Regions from separate parts of the Mus musculus genome. Here region 2 is linked to region 1. The links are chromatin contacts, found by Hi-C or POLR2A ChIA-PET in ENCODE. All regions are on one chromosome and are shown on one strand. The core of a region is the stretch at or near the end of the contact, and the rest is flanking DNA. Distances in the headings are between cores, read along the strand shown.

Evidence for each region. A loop is a pair of places that touch in the nucleus more often than their neighbours do. ChIA-PET counts read pairs that join two places held with the same protein, here RNA polymerase II (POLR2A).
Region 2: a loop to region 1 is called in a map of v-Abl transformed pro-B cells, with 2.9 times the contacts of the local background. The contact joins two enhancer-like sites. A Hi-C loop is called at or near these places in 1 of 37 maps with a recorded cell type or tissue (v-Abl transformed pro-B cells). POLR2A ChIA-PET finds 5 or more read pairs at or near these places in 1 of 5 experiments (Patski).

The regions. Positions count from the first base shown.
Region 1 is chr17:83,272,175-83,275,847 of GRCm38, reverse strand. No RefSeq gene overlaps it. Among named protein-coding and RNA genes, the nearest start is that of Gm24240, 4.0 kb to the right of the region's middle. Within about 2 kb of position 2,088, at least 2 of the 3 ENCODE cell types and tissues checked have a DNase peak (open chromatin) inside an H3K27ac peak, as active enhancers do.
Region 2 is chr17:83,396,041-83,399,713 of GRCm38, reverse strand. All of the region lies in intron 1 of Eml4 (echinoderm microtubule associated protein like 4), which reads right to left. Among named protein-coding and RNA genes, the nearest start is that of Eml4, 47 kb to the right of the region's middle. Within about 2 kb of position 1,858, at least 1 of the 3 ENCODE cell types and tissues checked has a DNase peak (open chromatin) inside an H3K27ac peak, as active enhancers do.

The DNA.
Region 1 (3,673 bases), core at 839-3,338:
TGGTAAGGACGGGGTGATGGAGAAAGGAGGACCCTTACTCTAGTAAGGGCCTAGAGTGGGACCCTCTCTGACTGTATAGGCACAAGAAGGAAATGGAGACCCTTCTTTTTGGTTTTTTGTTTGTTTTGTTTTTTGAGACACGGTTTCTCTGTATAGCCCTCGCTGTCCTGGAACTAACTTTGTACACCAGGCTGGCCTTGAACTCAGAAATCCGCCTGCCTCTGCCTCCGGAGTGCTGAGATTAAAGGCGTGCGCCACCACGCCCGGCTGAAGAGTCAGGTGAGAAGGCTCCTCTCTTCTGAACAGAACCAACAGTTTGATCAGGTTAGGGATTAGGAGGTGGGAAGACAGAGGGCGGATCCTAAGTGGGGCCCACGTAACCTTTCCTAGGAGTTTGGCCCCTATTGCTTGGAACAGGGGTGGACGGATCTAGACTGTCTCTCTACTTTCCCTTGAGACGATTGCTTTGATTGATAATACATTTGGCCTGTTGAGATGGCCCACCCGGTAAAGGTGCTTGAGGCCAGGCCTGACGATCTGAGTTCAAACCCCAGGACCCACACGATGAAAATGGAGATCACACACAAAATGTTCAGCCAGGTCAATAGTCTTCTATTGTCTGTGGATTCTCCCCTGGGTCTTGCACTTTGTCCGTTTCCATGGCCTATATACGATCGGACTTTCACACTGGATTGTGAACAAAGGCTTTTCTCACACTGGATTGTGAACAAAAGCTTTTCCGTGTATCTTCCTAGTTAGATGTTAGCTTCACCACGCCAGGGCCCTGGTGAATCTCATATACCTTTGGGGACCTACCGTCTAGTAGTGTTTACCTTCCAGTATAAAGACTGCTTAAATGTTTGTTGAATGAATAAGAAGGATGAGGAGGGAATTGGGCAGGCCCGATACTAACAACATAGACCAGAGGCAAAGCTGGCCAATATGGAGCCAGCACACAGAGGGTACTTGCCACCTGCTACCCAGATCCAGGATGGGAAGGTCCTGGGGGCTTGGCTCTGTGTCTCCCGAGGCCACACCGACTCGTGGACATTCCTGTCCCGGCTCTAGGTCTGTCTATCTTGGTCGTATTGGTAGAGCCCCGTTTTCCCGATCCCCTTTACTTCCATGCTCCCCCATTCCTGGACAGCCTAGAAGGTTCTGGTTTCATGCAAATTGATACTATTTGGTCATTCCGATGGGGCTTATAAGTGGCCTAGCCTGAGACAGAGGACAGAAATGGCTTTCACTAAGCTGTCTGCCTTCAGGACAGAGTGACTTTAAGCTCAAAGCCCAAGTGCTGCTGTATCTTATGTTTCACCCTTTCAGGCCATCCAAGTAGCCAAAGGTCTGGAGAGGGGACTCTCTCCTCTGCATAAGTTCCCCCTGAACCCTGGGAGGACAGGAGGCTGAGGTCAGGCCTGTCCATCAGTGAGAGAGATCCAGACATCATTTCCAGAACTGCCTCTAGACACTCACCCGTGAGAACAGCCCAGGCAGCCTTGGCAAAGGCTTCCAACCCGGTCAGCTCACAGCATCGACAATGGTTCTGGGAATTCCAACTCTCAAAACCCCTACATTTTTTTCATAAGAAAAAGGAACATATTTTGGCATCTTTGTTCCTGAAACAGGAAATGGCCAAGACAGTGACCTCCAGTAGCTACTTCCTCCTCCAGTGTTCATAAGGGGGTGGGTTCTGTCAGTCCTGTTCCCCACCCCCCCCCCCCCGGGATCAGTGGGCATAGACACCCCAACAGGGGATAGTAGGGACTGACAGGAAATGTAGGGGTGGGGATGGAAGGAGAGAGTTCCGAGGAATGCACAAGCCCAGTGGGCTGGAGTTGGGGCCAGTGGGTGCCTGGCATCTGAGGGCTACTTAGTCGGATGGTTACTTTTATCATTTTATGGAAAGAACATCACCGCTGTGACCTCTTAGGGGTTCAAGCGGAATAATTCAAGGTTCCAAGGTTCTGGGACCTGGGCCGTGTGTGGACTCTGGGCTGGGGAGGAGTTAAGGCGTGGTCTCAGTCAAAGGCGTGGTCTCTCCCAGTCAGAGCAGGAGAGTAAAGTGAACCCCCCTGGGGTGCTGAGGGGGGTGGGTGTGAGAGGGAATGGAGACCTGGCAGAAGGAACGGCAGAGACAGAGGGCCCTCTGAGTTGTACGGATTTCCCTAGAGCCTCCTTCCCTCCTGTCCCTCAACCCCGGAGGTCTTGACTCTTGATCCGCACGGATACAACAGACCCAGTTCAGAGGAAGGGATAGGGCAACGGGGGAGCACTGGAGGGTGGGGGTGCAGAAGGGCAAGCAGCCCTGCAACCATTAACGTTTTCACATTCCTGGCTCCTCACCGAGAGCAGTTGGCTAGGCTGGTCCCTGTGAATAGGTCCTTGCTGGCCCAAGTTCTTGCTGTAAAGCTGGGCTTTTGTGAACCCAAGGGAACTGATGGCGGCGGCGGTTTGCAGTGAGAAGAGTGGTAAGATCCGAGTTGCTTGGGTAAAATGTGCGGAGCAACGGTCTCCAGGCAAGCAGAGGCATCCTCCTTTCTGGACCCGCTAGTGAAGGGCACCTGTGGCGGTGGACAGGGTGAGCAGAGGTCACAGGCTTGGCTCTGAGACAGACAGGTGAGAGGTGGACTGATGATGGAGACTGTGGTCAGAGGGGCTAGGAGGATACTGGGGATCCGAGGTCCTATAGGTCAGGAGGGTGTTCCTCAGACTCCAATTCTGGGGTATCTGGCTTAACTGAGCACTCCTCAAACTGGGAAGAGGAAGGCAGAAGGGGAAAGGTCTGGGGATCCCTTTAAAGCCCGGGATGCTATAGAGATGCTGTCCCTTAAGCTTTATGTCTCTTCCCAGGCTGGAAGTGTCCAGAGCACTTCTCACAGGTCCCCGGCACATACCAGGTATCAAATAAAAGTCAGCTGGAAGGGACGATCAGGGTCAGAGGCCCACTGTGAGCAGGTGGGGCCAGCTGGTTGCCGCAAAGGCTGACTTCTGTCACCTTGCCTTGCGGACAGACGGCTCAGTGGCTTCTGTCAGTGGGACTGTGAAATCCACTTCCTGAGCCAGCCTTTCTACTTCTCATTTTCTCTGGGTCCTTTTGTCTTCTGTGTCTCCCATAGAGACCGTCTGTCTATCTATCTATCGATCTATCTATCTATCTATCTATCTATCTATCTATCTATCTATCGTGTGTGTGTGTGTGTGTGTGTGTGTGTGTGTATGTGTGTGCTCACACACACTTATGTGAGTAATCGAGCAATGCATGGGTGTGTGCTGTACCTGTATGTGGTGTGTGCACATGGAGGCCAGAGGTTGCTGTCAGGTGTGTCTTTATTTTTCACTTTCCACCTTATTTTTTTTTAAAAGATTTACTTATTTTTATTTTATGTATATGAGTGTTTTGCCTGTATGTATGTATGTGTGTGTGTATATATATATATATATATATATATGTGTGTGTGTGTGTGTGTATACACATATGTGTGTGTATGTGTGTATATGTGTTATGTGTATGTATGTGTGTGTGTATATGTATGTATATGTGTGTGTGTATGTATGTATGTATGTGTGTATGTATGTATGATATGCATGCCTGGTACCCTCAAAGGGCTCTGAAGACGGTAATGGAACCCCTGAAGCTGGAGTTACAAACCATTGTGAACTTCCATGTGGG
Region 2 (3,673 bases), core at 609-3,108, 120 kb before region 1:
AGGCACTTCTTCATCACCCAGCAACTTACCTTTATTGTTTGACTATTAACCGGACTGGGTTGTCATTAAATACGTCTGCAGAGAGTCAGAAATGATGTAACTCTATATCAAAGAGTCAATGCCAATTTGCATTCTGCAATAGCTAAGATTAATTCCAGGAAATAACTGTAAGGAAAGCGTGCGCGCGCGCGCGCACACACACACACACACACACACACACACACACACACACACACACACACCACACACACACACACACACATACAGCACTGGTTGCTCTTCCAGAGGTCCTGAGTTCAATTCCCAGAAACCTCATGGTGGCTCATCTGTAATAAGATCTTCAGGTGTGTCTTAAGACAGCCACAGTGTACTCATACACATAAAATAAACAAATTTAAAAACAAAACAACAAACCAAAGGAAAAGGTCTATGCTGGAAACACAAATGCACATATAGACACACTCGGGCAGGGTTTAATGTTTCTTACTAATCTGAATATCTTATTTCCGAAGTAAAAATCTTCTAGAAGAAGAGTTTTTAACTAAATAATATTTTAAAACTCAGGTATTTTAAATTTGTAGTAATCAGTAATATTCATTACCTCTGTTTAACAATACAATGATAACAAAAGCAAGACTCCTTTCTGATTTTGAAAGTGAAATAATACTTTGGGTGGTTTAAATAAGGATGGTCCCCACAGGCTCATATATTTGAATACTTAGTTACCATGGGGTGACACTACTTAGGAGGTGTGGCCTTGCTGGAGGACCAGGTGCTCTCAGCTTCTTTTCCAGCACCTGCCTGCATGCTATCACACTCCCCACCATGAGCATAATTGACTAAACCTCTGAGACAGTACGGAAGCCCCTCATTCCAAGCTTTCTTTCAGAAGAGTTGTTTTGGCCATGGTTCACAGCAACAGAACACTGAGACACACTTATCTACTTTAAAAAAGACTGCTTTTCCCTTGTAAGCTATTGTCACTAAAAGTCATCTAGCATATAACACAAAAAATTGTGTTTAAGAAAATGAAAAAGGGGGATGGAGAGATGACTCAGCAGTTAGGAGCATTGGTTGCTCTTCCAGAGGTCCCCGAGTTCAATTCCCAGCAATCATGCGGTGGCTTGCAACCAATTACAATGGGATCTGATGCCCCGTCTTCTGGCACATAGGTATAATTGCAGATAGAGCATACATACATAAAACAAATAAATATCTTAATTAAAAAAAAAACATGAAAAAAGGTCATTTTACTACTGTAATCCAAGGATGGTACCTAGTTTCAAAAAAATAGTAACTATTCTATCATTAATCCAATACAAAATTTAAAATATGTGCAGATAATTCTGTTTCCATGAGGGCTTTGGTTGGACCTGACTGAGGATGAAATATACAATCTGATTTTTTAGGAGGCACTATTTTAAATTGCTGTCCACGAAAAGCTAGTGCTTTCTATTCTTTTCTCAAGGATAATAGTACATTACATAACTAACTTATGTAATATATTATTCTTGAGAAAGGATTAATATCTAATTAATATCTAAGAAGAGTATGCTTCTTAGGAGAAGAAAACCGTGTAGCACACACTTGTTATAAAGTGAGCAGTTTTAAGTACTCAGAGCACTTAGGCCAACACTTATGCCATTCTTTTCGGGCACACTTAAGAGTGCAGGGAAGAACAGGATCTTGATTAGTCCCCACCTCCAGCCTCTTTTGTTCAAGCAAGTCAAGTGTGACAGACAGGACTCTTCTACATACAGGAATCACACACTGAAGCCACTGGCAAGCTGTCTTCCGCTCTTAGCATTTCTGCCTGTTTCCTGCTGCCTTTCCGGACACTGCAAGAAAACCCCAGCTCAAAATCTCACGACATACTTGACATTCTGAGGAAATCCTCTCCATCCAGATGGCCTATCACAAAGCCCATCTAGGCTGACACAAGTAAAACATGCTTAAGACAGTCCCTCTCCTGTCCCTTTGCTCTCTGAGCTAAAAGTTTTCTGCTCATTGATAAAGTGACACAAAGAAGCTGAAGGAGAGCAAGCAAACAGGAAACAGAACTGCCTCAGGCCACAGAGACAGCTAACAGACGTGATTGCCACAGCCATGCGCTGGCTTGAGGCTGGTTGGAGGCTTGGGTGCTTCAGCTGCTCCTCATCCACAGCTTCAAATCCAAACCCAAGTTCTCCTTCTTCTGAAACTGCAACACAGTACCATTTCTATAAATACCACTTCAGAAGTACAAAAGTGATCATTTTTTTGGGTAGGAAATAAAAATAAACACTGTGCGTGCAGTGGCAGGTCACACTTCCTTCTTCCTTTTGCTTTTGTTTAAAATGAAACCCACTTGGAGCATAAAGAATAATCACTTTTCATTAATTTTAAAACCTAAATATTTAGACTATATATGATATAACCATTTCACTAATAAACATAATTAAGTCATTTTCAAAATTATTTTAAAATGTTACAAGCTATAGTAGTATCAATTAATCTATAAGATAAAACAATTCACGACTGCTTGTATACACTCATTTTAAACCATTGATGCTGACAAGTAACGTAAAGTCAGAGATATTTCAGTCTGTCTCACACCATGTAAAGCCAGGTGACAATGAATATAATGGTTTTTTTTTCATGTGAGAGGCTGTTATTACAGAGGCACCTCTGAAGGGGGGGGGGGAGTGGTGGTGAGGGGAAGAAGTGAGGAAGGGAGAAAGAGTTACAATGTATTTTTTGTGTGAGCACTTCTGAAGTCAACTAAACAACAGATTCACAAAAAAGTATTGAAGGTGGCAGAGGATTTTCTTCAATTTGTTACTTTAAAACTTTGTATTTACAAAAAACCTATACCAACCCAAAATAAACACAAGTAATATGACTGCTATAAACACATTCACACACAAAAAAATAGTTAATAAATGAACCGTAACCCAAACGGAACATGCAGAGCTGTGAAGGAGAGGAGACTACACAGGATCAATGAATCTGTAAGCTGATAGAAGTGGAATGTGGAAAACCACCTACATTTATTTCCAATAACCTTGTGGGAAAGTGGGAGCCTTTAAAAGAGTATTCTACAATAAGAATTCAGAAAGCAACTGTTCTGATTAACAACTGGTACAGATCATCAATAGGTAAGCAATGGAGAGACTAATGAGACTTAAGTGAGCTGCGGAGTGCGTCTGAGTCATCACAAATTAGGAAGCCTTCAGATTCTTAATAATGATTCCCAGGGAGCCAGAAGCAGTTGTATGTTAACTTTAACCTCCCAATTTCAGCTGGTTCTATAGTTCTTTAAACTGCATGATGACAGCCTCTTGAAGTTAAGAAGTGCTTTCTATCTAGGATTAGCAAAACCACTTCTTTCTCTTCTGCAGTATGACACAACCAACCTTTTTCTCCACATCAATTTGATAAGATAAGAGTACTAATAATTTACTTATAGATTATATTAGATTGGTAATTCTTTCTTCTCAAATAAATCTGAGTTTGGGCCAGAAAGCTAGGCTCCTACTCTTAGTTACTATGTTTGAGAACTATCTACTATCTACTTTGTTGGACATCCCTCCTGAAAGACCTATACAAACTCTTTCAAGTATATGAATACTGTATCTAAAAGTTGTTCAAGATGCCAAAGAAAAGGGCTGGTCTAGTGGCAGAGTATGGCATA